Linked DNA regions of Homo sapiens: region 1 is linked to region 2. A link is a contact called in ENCODE Hi-C or POLR2A ChIA-PET data. All regions are on one chromosome and are shown on one strand. The core of a region is the stretch at or near the end of the contact, and the rest is flanking DNA. Distances in the headings are between cores, read along the strand shown.

What was found. Hi-C counts contacts between places; a loop is a spot of excess contacts on that map. ChIA-PET counts read pairs that join two places held with the same protein, here RNA polymerase II (POLR2A). Pooled maps may share reads with other maps.
Region 1: POLR2A ChIA-PET joins it to region 2 with 15 read pairs in BJ. The contact joins the promoter of SLC38A11 here to the enhancer-like site in region 2. A Hi-C loop is called at or near these places in 2 of 168 maps with a recorded cell type or tissue (Calu3 and IMR-90) and 1 of 50 pooled maps. POLR2A ChIA-PET finds 5 or more read pairs at or near these places in 2 of 52 experiments (BJ and OCI-LY7).

Annotation. Positions count from the first base shown.
Region 1 is chr2:164,951,942-164,958,573 of GRCh38, reverse strand. It overlaps SLC38A11 (solute carrier family 38 member 11), which reads left to right and starts at 3,049. Exons shown (of 12, transcript NM_001351537.2): 1 at 3,049-3,365; 2 at 3,829-3,943; 3 at 5,793-5,867. The coding sequence starts at 3,327.
Region 2 is chr2:164,919,253-164,925,562 of GRCh38, reverse strand. The region is part of intron 7 of SLC38A11 (solute carrier family 38 member 11); the gene reads left to right. Among named protein-coding and RNA genes, the nearest start is that of SLC38A11, 33 kb to the left of the region's middle. Within about 2 kb of position 4,967, at least 2 of the 41 ENCODE cell types and tissues checked have a DNase peak (open chromatin) inside an H3K27ac peak, as active enhancers do.

The DNA.
Region 1 (6,632 bases), core at 1,800-4,299, 35 kb before region 2:
GTATTAGATATTCTCTGACACTATTATATATTTTTTAATTACAATATCTAGTTGTTTGCTGTTGCTGTAGAGAAATTAATATATTTTTAGTCTAATCTTATACTAATCAGCTCTCTAAACTCTCTATTTCTAATTTTTTTCTCTTAGATTATTTTGGATTTTTCTATATAAACAATTTTATCATCTAAAAATGATGACAGTTTTATTTTTAGCTTTCCAATTCTCATACCTCTGATTTCTCTTTTATTTCTTATTACTTTAGGAACTCCAATATCAAGTTAAATAAAAGTCACAATCATTGATTTTTTTCACTTCTGATTAAATGGGAATGCTTCCAAAACTTCCCCATAACGAAAATACTTTGCTATAGTTTATCACTATCAGGAAGTTGTATTATATTTTTGATTTACAAAGTTTTTTTAAAATCAAGAATTCAACATTATCAAGTGTTTTTCCTGAATATAGTGAAATAATAACATGGCTTTTTCTTACCTGCTAATGTTGGAAATTATATTTATAAACTTTTTGTTAACTAAGCCATCCTTTCATAGTTGGACTATATTCAACTTTTTTATGATATTGTTAACTTTTCGTGAACAGACAGATTCAATTTGCTAATATTTTCCTTGGAATTTTTGCATATATATATTTTTGAGTAAAATAGGGTTATAATTTTTCCTTCTCAATGCACTTGTATCAGGATTAAGATTACTAATATTAAAACTGTAACTTCACAGAATTAAAAAAAAATTTGAAAGAGAGAAGATGGGAGAAGATATGTACAAAACATATAACTGACACAGGGTTGCCACCCCAAATATATAAATTATGCTTACAAATCAATAGAAAAAATTCACAACCAAAATCAAAAGAGCAAAAAAAAATGAAATTCACAAACAGAACAATGGAAATATTTAATTACTATATAAAAGATCTTCCACCTCAATGTAAATTAGGATAAAATACAAATCTATACAATAATTATACACCACTTAAAAATCCAGCAGAACAATTAAACTTAAAAAATAGATTAAGTAAGTCCTGGTGTTACAGACAATGTAGAAAAACAAGAATTTCACCTCTGTTGGTAGAAGTGAAATTCATGTTATCAATTTGCAAAGCAATTCAAAAATATTTAATGAAGGCCAGGCACAGTGGCTCACACCTGTAATCCCAGCACTTTGGGAGGCCGAGGAGGGTGGATCACCTGAGGTCAGGAGTTCAAGACCAGCCTGGCCAACATGGTGAAACCCCATCTCTACTAAAAATACAAAAACTTAGCCGGGCGTGGTGGCAGGCACCTGTATTCCCAGCTACTCCTGAGGCTGAGGCAAGAGAATCATTTGAACCCAGGAGGCAGAAGTTACAGTAAGCCCAGGTCACACCATTGCACTCCAGCCTGGGCAACAAAAGCGAAACTCCATCTCAATAATAATAATAATGATAATGAAGTTGAAAGTGTGCATGACCTACTACCTAACACTTCTACATCTAGAGAAATTGTCACTTTTATGCTCTGGAAGAGTGTAAAACGAGAAACAACCTTAATATCTTTCAGTAGGGGAAGGCTGACTTAACTGTTAGATAAAATGAAAAAAAAATCTGCATATATCTACATCATACATGCTGAAAACAAAAATGCCAGTGGAAAAATAACATGTACAATATGGCACCATCTTTGTAAATGTTGAAAATACAAAAGCCAATGTTATATATTGTTTATGGCTATAAATGAACGGATTAAAATACAAAGTATGAATAGCAAAGATAACACTAACTTGATGAACCGATGACTCCAGGGCTGAAGGCCTGGGGAAAGGAATGGAGAAGGTCAAGGGGGTTCCTATTGTGACATTGTGTTTACTTTTACAATTTGAAGAAAATATGACAGCATGTTAACATTTGATGGCAGAGTGTATATAAAGTTTATAAGTCTTTTGTTTTCCCACGGTTTTTAATTTTTTTTCTTAATTATAAGTAAACATGTATGAAACAGAACCTCTTTAATTAGGTACAGTTGGCCTCTATATCCCCACTTCTGCATCCATGCATTAAACCAATCCCAGATCAAAAATGTAGTTAGGGCTAGGATGGATGTGTCTATACTGAACACATATGGACTTTTTTCTTATTTCCTAAACAATACAGTATAACAACAAGTAAATAGCATTTACATTGTATTAGGTATTATAAATAATCTAGAGATGATTTAAAGTATGCTGGAGGATGTGCCTAGGTTACATGTAAATACCATGCTGTTTACTATCAAGGACCTGAGCATTCCTGGATTTCAGTATCTGCAGGGGTTCCAGAACCAATCCCCTATGGATATCAAGGGAAGGCAGAATTTGTTAAGTATGATGGCATATCACCGCTCTTATTGCCCCTGAAACTGTTGTCTCATGCATTCTGTCTCTGATATTGAATACTCTCTGGGCTTGTTGCTTCATCTGTAATGTAAGAGGACTGAATAGGTGGTCATTGAAGATTCTTTCTAGCTCAGGCACTGTAGGTGCCACCCCTTTCCCAAACCCTTGTACTCCTCTTTCCCTTTTCAAGGTTCATTACCTGAATGCAGTAACAATCCACCTTCATTTTCTCTATCGCTCCTTTTTCTAAAAGTTACCAGGAAGCGTTTGACCAAAGCATGCTCAGTAGTCAAGTTTGCTAAAACCCTAGGAAAGTTTTTTGTTTTGCTATTCATTTTCTTATGAGTCTTTCCATTTCCATTTACAATAAAAGTCCCAAATTTTCACTCGTCGTCTCTGCCATTGAAGAGGGGTAGCGAGGAGGAGGTGCTAATAGGGAAGATGGCCCATGGGCCCAAGGGTGCTTCTGCGTTCTTACCTGGGCTTCAGACCCCAGCAAAGGAGAAGCTAACTTAGGAACGGACTGCAACGAGGCGGTCATAACTCTGTGAGATCGGGGCAGGGCAGCGTGGGTGGAACAAGTTGTCCTCTGCAGCTCCAGGGAAGAGTAGCTCTCCCTGTTCTCTCAGGGAGGCGGGGGTGTGAAGGGGGGAGGCGGGGAGACAGGGCTGCCCGGATCAGAAACATCCTGCAGCATCTCCGTCTCCGGAGGAAAAATACATTTGTCTGGGCGAACTCCGGTGGAAAAGCGCCCCAGGCTGCCACAGCCTAGAGATCTTGGGGCTGCAGCCCTCGCGGCCTGCCGAGGGAGCAGGGGGCGCCCGTGGAACTGGCTCCCTGCAGCTCTGCGGCTACACGCGGACCTCGGCTGTGTGCGAGGTGGCGGAGGAGGCTGGCCGGGTGCGAATCCGTACCCAGCCCCAGCATCTTCCACCTGCTGAGGACCACCGCTCAGCCATGGGCTACCAGAGGCAGGAGCCTGTCATCCCGCCGCAGGTAAAACTAGCGACTAGGCAGGTTCTGAAGCCAGTTGTCCGGAAATTTCATTCACCTTGCAACAGGTCAGGTCACCTACCTTCACCTGGGCTCTTGGTTTAGCACCGCGAAAAGTTCTCTGGGACAAAAAGTTTTGCCTTAATCTGACTTTTTTTTTTTTTTTTCTTAGCAGGCACTTTAATTTCACAAAATCACATCACTGAATTCCTAACAGATCCTGTACTTAGCAGCTGGGGCAGCTGTAATCTGGAAATTTTAGGATGGAGTTTGCTTACCAAGCTCTGTTGAATTACTAGCTGTTATTGTTATTCTTTATTACTGTTATCCCGGCATTTATTTTATTTTCATTAGTGACATTACTTATTATTACTAGAAAATCGTGTTAGTATCCTGCATTACATATTTGTTACTTTTCTAATTTTCTGAACTAGTATTTGCTTATAATTGCTATTTTATCTATTAGAGAGATTTAGATGACAGAGAAACCCTTGTTTCTGAACATGAGTATAAAGAGAAAACCTGTCAGTCTGCTGCTCTTTTTAATGTTGTCAACTCGATTATAGGATCTGGTATAATAGGTAAGTGTATTTGCTTTGGTTTAAATTTTAAGTGAAAGGGCAAAATTTAAGACTCGCTACGCTGCTAGTGTTCATTAATTATTTTTAAAGAAAAAAAGACTTAAATAAGAAAATTGGTAATTTTCTTCCATAAAAGGCTTCCTTTTTTTCTAGTGTAACAGTATGTATGCATGTCTTTTATGCTGAAGATGGGGCTGTAATTCACACTGTTTCCACAGTTGAGAGCATCTTCCACATGTGGTAGATTAAGGTGAAACTGCATATGGGTGGTGGTGAATCATTTTTCTGTAGGCTGCGTGGTTGATTGCTAGTGTTACCGAATGTACTTTTTCCACTTACTGAAGGGTCCATCATTATTTGAATCATCTTTCTTTAACTTTCTAGAAGTATAAAACTTCCAGATATTTGTAAATGTTGGAGGTGAAAAGTTTAATATGAAAACATACCAATCTTATGAAAAATTAAATTCATACATTCTTTACCTATCTATACAGTGTTAAATTTTAAAGTACAAAATTATTACAATATATTAATTTTAAATATTATTTAGTCAACAATGCAAATTTGTTCATTGAAAATGCGTATTATTTTCCTAATAAAGGAGCCATACAATCAGAATTAAAATAAATAAATAGCTCAGATTTTTCCATTGTATTAGAAGCAAGGGAAATTTACTGAAAAAAGTTAAAAGTGCATTGCATTATAGTAATAAAAGCAGCTATATTTTCAGTGGTTATTATTCTTTTTGGTATCTGAAAACACTCTATCTCAGAAAAGACAAGAAGAAAACAAAATCCTGCAAAATGCAATACTTTTTGAGAATACAATGTTTTATAAAGTTGCAACATTTTTGTTTCTGTCATCACCTTCTGAAAATTAAACATTTATCTGGATTGAGTTACTTTTCTTACTCTTGAATTACTTTTCTTACTTTTCACAAGTTAATATGGTTCTTGATTTTACATTTTTCTATGGATAGTCTTTTTTTTTTCTCCAAATGATACATAAAATGGAGTTACCTGAGGTAAAGTAGAAGGAAACAGGGACAAAGACTTGTTTACAATTCTACCTCCATGTACCATGAAGGTATGAGCAGCTGTACTTAGAAGAATTCTAGAGCTAATTCCTGATGTGAACGTGTTAAGTTAAGCCGTGTCAGCAATGCTAAACAGTACCACTGCTCAGCAGCTTGTTTTCTTTTCTTTAAGGGAAAACTTTTCAGAGAATAAAAATTTTGACTGGAAATACGTTAACTGTGTTTGTTTTAAATATTTTATTGTCCATAATCTAAAGTTGTCAATTTCCCCCAAAATTATAAGAAATAATTTATGTACCCCTTTGAGCATTATAAAAAATACTTTCGCCTTCTCATTTTTCTCTCATTTTTTTCCTACATAGTAGCCCCATTTTGACTCCAGAGTCTGTCTTTCTTAATATTCCATAACCCTTCTGTGCTCCTTATTATCCTCTCTGCTTTCTTGGCTAGCAGGTAAGGAAGGATTTGAGGTAATGACTTTCCACATATTGCAGGGCTATGTCACTCTTACCCTGAAGTAAACGTTATTTGTGTGAACTGGCATTTGTTTTTCATTTGCTGCTTTCTAATTCTTATTCCGTCACCTCAGAAACTTGCTCTCTTAACTTGTCCCTAAGCTAATAACATTTTATTCTGAAATAAGTATTAATACCTAACATTTAATATTAATTCTGTCCTATGTGCAACTTACAAATACGTCATATAAGTATATAAATTGACTTTACCTATTATATGCAGAAATTGAAGGGGGGAATTTCTGTGTTTCTAGCTTTCTTGTTAATGTGAAGGGTGGGGCATTTTATGTTTTTTCAGGATTGCCTTATTCAATGAAGCAAGCTGGGTTTCCTTTGGGAATATTGCTTTTATTCTGGGTTTCATATGTTACAGGTAAAATACTATATAATTTCTTATTTCTGCAACTTCAACTGTGCAATAACTACACACATACACACACACACACACACATGCTGCAACTGAATTTCCTAGTTAATTAAAAAGTGCATCAAAGAATCCTAAAGAATTTAAGCATTTATGCCTGAGGAGATTTACTTTTCTTACTAATCCTTTAAACAGATTAGAAAAAGTAGAAAAGCATTATATATTACCAAGCCTAAATCCTTTTCATGTGCCTTTTTCACTTTTTGCAGAAAGTAGTAGATGGGGAAGTCATTTTAAAGCTTCATTAAGGCTAAGAGACGACTGTGCTCTGAAAGTGCAGATAGCAGGGCTTCGTGGGCAGGTGCGTGTGAATGAGCAACCTTATTCAGCTGTTGTTTGTGGAGGTAGAAATGAAGCTCTGGTGATCAACCAGCAGGGCTCATCAAGCCTCTCCGCCTGGCTTATGCCTGCCCAAACTCGCTGCCTGCTACTGTCTTTAAATGCAGCAATAAGTTGCTTCTGTATCACATCTTCTCTTCTGCTTCCCCTTCTTCATGTAAATAGTTCATTCACACCCACGTTTTGTCACTCTCCCATTTAAATGCAGGCTTTACAACTCATAATCATCTCCTCTTTTTGTTGTCCTCGTCCCCGCCTTGTCATCCCACCATCTCACCTTATGACAAACATGGCGTCTCCTCTACCTTAGGATCACTGTGAAAGAGGTGGTGGCAATGATCAAAAACAGACACCACTCACAGGAGTTGCTGCTGT
Region 2 (6,310 bases), core at 3,718-6,217:
TGGGAAGAGGAGTAGAAGTCACCCAATCTTTTGGAAATGCAAGTCTGGATTTCGGAGAGGGTGATGTGGAAAACTGTACAGGGACTGCATATAAAGTGAAGAGAAGCACAATCCAAGTAGAACCCTAGTGACAAAGAATTATCTGGACATCACATCTGAAGTTACATTTATTTTTAGTTTAAATTCACATGATATTTTAATTCTGTTTTGTGAAAAAGCACAACAAAGAACCAAAGCGACACCCATAATTCTCACAAGTTTTCATCATGTTAAAAAAGTGAAATCCTGCCCCCTCCCACCTATACTCTGCCCTTTTAATCCAAACCCACAGAGGTAAACACAGTTAACACCAATTTTAAAGCATTAACAGAGGAATTAGAGAACGCCCAGTAGGTGACAGAATAAGAATTAAAAGAGACTGGTGTCCCAAATGGCAAAAATGAAGTATTTGTGATGTTTATGGTGCCAAGCTGGGCTAGCTTTTTATATGATTCATATTTTAAAAATTTATATTTCAGGCCGGGCACAGTGGCTGACGCCTGTAATCCCAGCACTTTGGGAGGCTGAGGCGGGCAGATCACGAGGTCAGGAGATCGAGACCACAGTGAAACCCCGTCTCTACTAAAAATACAAAAAATTAGCTGGGCGCGGATACAAAAAATTAGCCGGGCATGGTGGCTGGTGCCTGTATTCCCAGCTACTCGGGAGGCTGAGGCAGGAGAATGGCGTGAACCCAGGAGGCAGAGCTTGCAGTGAGCCGAGATTGCGCCACTGCACTCCAGCCTGGGCGACAGAGCGAGACTCCATCTCAAAATAAATAAATAAATAATAAATAATAAATAAAATTTATATTTCAGCAAAAAATTACCATAAAGTTTTATGTAAATTTTAACTAGAAATCAGCTTTTTAATAAGTTTATTTTTGAAGAGTTTATTTTGGTTTAATGAATATTTGATCCATTGTCTTTTTTAATTAGAAATGATTTGCATCAAGCTTTTCTTACAGGATGTACAGGAACTAATTAGAATATATACTTTTAAAATAATTTCAACTTGTATTTTATATTCAGGGGATACAGGTGCAGGTTTGTTACATGGGTTTATTGGATGACACTGAGGTTTAGAGTACAAGTGATCCAGTCACCTGTACAAATGATCCCGTCATTACTATGGTAGTGAGCAGAGAACCCAATAGGTATTTTTTCAACCTTTGCCCCCTCCTTCTTTCCATTCTTTAGTAGTCTGTATTCCCAGTTCCAGTGTCTGTTGTTCCCATCTTTATATCCACATGTACCCAATGTTTAGCTCCTACTTATATGTGAGAACATATGGCATTTGCTTTTCTGTTCCTGTGTTAATTTGCTTAGGATAATGGCCTCCAAGCTGCATCCATGTAGCTGCAAAGGACATGATTTCATTCTTTTTTATGGCTGCATAGGATTTCATGGTGTATATGTACCATATTTTCTTTATGCAATCCACTGTTGATGGGCACCTAGGTTGATTTTACGTCTTGGCTATTGTGAGTACTGCTGCAGTGAACATACAAGTGCATGTGACTTTTTTGTAGAGTGATTTATTTTCCTCTGGGTGTGTACCCAGTAACGGGACTCCTTGGTTGAATGGTAGTTCTGTTTTAATTTATTTGAAATATCTCCAAACTGCTTTCCACAGTGGCTGCACTAATTCACATTCCCACCAATAGTGTATAAGTGTTCCCTTTTCTCCACAGCCCCACTAACATTTGTTTTTTTTTTTTATTTTTCAAGACAGGGTCTTGCTCTCTCATCCAGGCTGGAGTGCAGTGGTGCAATCATGGCTCACTGCAACTTTGACCTTCTAGGCTCAAGCAATCCTCCTACCTCAGCCTCCTAAGTAACTGGGACTACAGGTGTGCACCACCACGCGTGGCTAATTTTTTTTTTATTTTGTAGAGATGGGGTCCCAGTTACGTTGCCCAGGCTGGAAGCATCTGTTTTTTGTTTGTTGTTTGTTTTTACTTTTTAATTATCGCTATTTCTACTAGTGTGAGATGGTATCTCATTGTGGTTTTGATTTGCATTTCTCTGATAATTAGTAATGTTGAGCATTTCTTCATATGTTCATTGGCTATTTGTTTGTCTTCTTCTTTTGGGAAATGTCTGTTCATATCCTTTGCCCACCTTTTAATGGAGTTATTTGGTTTTTGCTTGTCAAATTAAGTTCCTTACAGATTCTGGATATTGGAACTTTGTCATATACAGAGTTTGTAAATATCTTCTCCCATTCTGTAGGTTGTCTGTTTATTCTGTTGATAGTTTCTTTTGCTGTGCTGAAGCTTTTTAGTTTAATTAGGTCCCACTTGTCAGTCTTTGTTTTTGTTGTGATTGCTTTTGAGGCCTTAGCCATAAATTCCTCGCCAAGGCCAATGTCGGGAAGGGTATTTCCTAGGTTTTCTCTAGGATTTTTATAGTTTGAGGTCTTACATTTAAATCTCTAATCCATCTCAAGTTAGTTTTTGTATATGGAAAAAGGTAGGGGTCTAGTTTCATTCTTCTGCATATGGTTAGCCAGTTATCTCAGCACCACTTATTGGCTAGGGAATCCTCTCCCCATTGCTTATTTTTGTCGACTTTGTCAAAGACCAGATGGTTGTAGGTGTGTGGCTTTATTTCTGGATTCTCTATTCTGTTCCATTGGTCTATGTGTCTGTTTGTGTACTAGTATGATGCTTCTTTGGTTACTGTAGCCTCATAATATAGTTTGAAGTCAGATAATGTGATGCCTCTGGCTTTGTTCTTTTTATTCAGGGTTGTTTTAGCTAATGGGGCTTTTCTCATTCCATACGAATTTCATAATAGTTTTTTTCTAAATTTAAAAAATGATGTTGGATAGGAATAGTGTTGAATCTGTAGATTGCTTTGGGTAGTATAGTTCTTTTAATGATATTGATTCTTCCAATCCGCAAGCGAAGACTGCTTTTCCCATTTGTGTGGGTGTGCGTTTTTAAATGAATCAGTTTTAATGTTCAGAGTGATTCCTAAGAAGGATTCTCCTGAGCAGCTTTATATATTAATGTAAACCAAGGTTTTGTCTATAGAACAGAATCAGAATACAAGTGAGCTGAGAGTGAGGAAGTGACAGAGCCTTCAGTGGATGCAGGAGCTGGGGGAAGAGGTCAGATCTGCTTGTCATTAATAGCTTGTGGTGTGACAGGCAACATGGAGCCTTTGTTTTGTGTCATCCAAAGCACTCAACTCCCGGATGTGTCTGACTAAAAACATGAGGCTCTTACAACAAAAATGCAGACTCTGCCGGAATTGTATATTTGAAAGTGCTTCTGTTTAGCTGAAAGAGTTTGGGCGGGTATCATAGAGAGGCATGATGTTTTTTGATTCTCCTGATCCAGAGGTTTAAGTTCTGAGGCTCCTTTTTATCAGTCTATAGAGACTGGAGCTCCCTTTGATGGGACTTGCTTTCTTCTACATTGCCTTATTGTTATTCACCTGTTATAAAGATAAGAGTTTGTCTTTCAAACCAGGATAAAATTTCAGAATGCAAGAATCCAAACTGAGACAATATTACAAAATGAATTTAACTCCCCAAAGCTCTCCATCTCCAACCACAACCCCCATAAACACAAACGATTTATTAAAAATATATAATGAAGCATTTGTTTAGATTTTCCAGGGTAAGGGAAGTAATTAATTGTAAAAGTGTTTGCTGTTCTAAGGCTACAAACTGCTATAAGCCAGTCCCTATTTTTGGTAGTACTAAAATATTTTGAAACACGAATCATTGCTGTTAAAATGATCTAAATTTTACAGTAACCATTATTTGCCTAGATCTTTTTAAAGCTTCCTAAGGTATTGTAAGGAATACTGCTTCTTTTCAATGTTACTTTTATGTGCATTTATTCAACGTGTTTATTTTTCTCAAAAGAATACATTCACAGGCCAGGTGAGGTGGATCACACTTGTAATCTCAGCACTGTGGGAGGCCAAAGCAGGAGGATCCCTTAGACCAGTGGTTCAAGACCAGCCTAGACAACATAGCAAGACCCCCACCTCTACAAAAAAAAAAAAAATTAAAAATATAGCCAAGTGTGGTGGCATGTACCTATAGTCCAGCTTACTTGGGAGGCAGAGGCTGGAGGACCTCTTGAGGCCAGGAGTTTGAGGCTGCAGTGAGCTATGATCACACCACTGCCTGGGGTTACAGTGAGACCCTGTCTCACAAATAAAATAAAGTAAAATAAAATAAAATTTATTAACTTGATTTTATGAAATCAAAGATTACAAATGGCTTTTAATGAAATAGAGTAGCCTCCTACCAAAACCTTTTTTATTTCAACCCTTTAAGCCTTATCTCTTGGCATTCACATCTCTATTTCTAAGTAATATGAGTCTAAGTGCCTTTTTTGGTGTCTCACTGTTATCTTCTCTTACAGTAGATGAAGATTTAGCTCTCTCAAGCTATCTTTCCTCTTCTTAAATACATGGAGAATACCACAACTTTTAAAATTAAGTTTATGTTTCTCTTCTTGTACACTTTTCCTTTTTTTTTTCTCTACAATTACCACTTGATTTCAGTTTTGTGTTTATCTGGATGTCCAGTTTAGCTTTTGAATTTGATCATTTTTGTTACTTCTTTTCCAGATGCTCAAACATATAATCTATAATTTTATTATTTTTCCTGAACACATCCATCCCAGAGCCTTCAGCTCTGCCCTCCATTCTAGACAGATTGCTTTCTCACTTTGCTCCCCCATGATCATCCTAGGACTTCCTTTTACCTCCTTTTTGTGTTGTATACCCTCTATCCATGATCCCAGATCTTCCGTTTTCTTTCCTTTCTCCTTTTGTTGGAGCATTCTCGGTAGCTTTCTGGTATCTCTGAGTCCTGCACACACAGGGGTTTTGTAAAGTGAATCACCTCTTTCTCATCATGAGCTCCCTCTACATGGTTGCAACATCTTCTACTCTCAATAGTCATCACAGAAGTATCCAGTTTCGTTTTCATAGAGTGTCTTCTCCTCGGATATCTCTTCTCCCACTATCCTCTCCCTCATGAATTTATTCCTCTTTTAAATTTCTTTAGTAGCATTTTAGTGGGGTCTTAGAAAAAAGAAAAGATAAACTTATGTGGCCCATCTACACATGTTTAATTGGGTGTCCAAGTTTAACTTTTGATTATTAATTTGCATGGGGGTTTAAGTTAAAATTCAAACATTTTATTTAAAATATATTTTCTGCCTTAGGAAAGTTATTTCTTTCTTCCTTCCTTTCTTTTTTTTTTTTTTTTTAACGGAGTCTTGCTCTGTCACCCAGGCTGGAGTGGAGTGCAGTGGGGCACAATCTCTGCTCACTGCAACCTCCACCCCCCAGGTTCAAGTGATTCTCCTGCCTCAGTCTCTTGAGTAGCTGGGATTACAGGCCCACGCCACCACACCCGGCTAATTTTTGTATTTTTAGTACAGACGGGGTTTCACCATGTTGGTCAGGCTGATCTCGAACTCCTGACCTTGTGACCCACCTCCCTCAGTCTCTCAAAGTGCTGGGATTACGGACGTGAGCACCACGCCTGGTCTATGGAAGTTATTTCATTTGGGCAGGGGGCGTACACTAGGCTGTAAATAGAATACCTTGCAAGGTTATATCTTGGAACATACACCCTATAGATAAGGGGGGAGTACTGTGTATATACTGTATACTATTTCTTGATCATGGCCCTCTGTATTCACAGCTTCTGCATGTGCAGACACAACCAACTGTGGACAGAAATATTGGAAAAAAATTAAAAATAACAATATGACAATAATGATACAAATTTTAAAATACAGTATGACTACTATTTATATAGAATTTACATTGTATTAGATATTGTAAGCAATCTAGAGATAATTTAAATTATATAAAAGTATGTGCTTAAGTTATATGCAAGTATTAAACCATTTTATATCAGGGACTTGAGCATCCATGGCTTTTGATATCCAATGGAGGGTCCTGGAACCAATCCCTCCCACATACCAAGGGACAACTGTGTATGCATGACCAATGTCATCTTCCAGCTTTTAGCTTACCTTTGTATTTTTAAATGTGTATATAAATAATTTTATCATATGGATGTTTTATATTTACCTTCCATTGATTTTATTGTTTATCTTTATTATAACTTTAATATTATGGGGTTTTTTTGAGTTTTAAATTTCTTTTCCTCCTTCAATATTTTATTTATTTTATTTTATTCATTTTGAGGCAGGGTCGTACTCTATTGACCAAGCTAGAGTGCAATGGGGTGATCATGGCTCACTGCAGCCTCAACCTTCCAA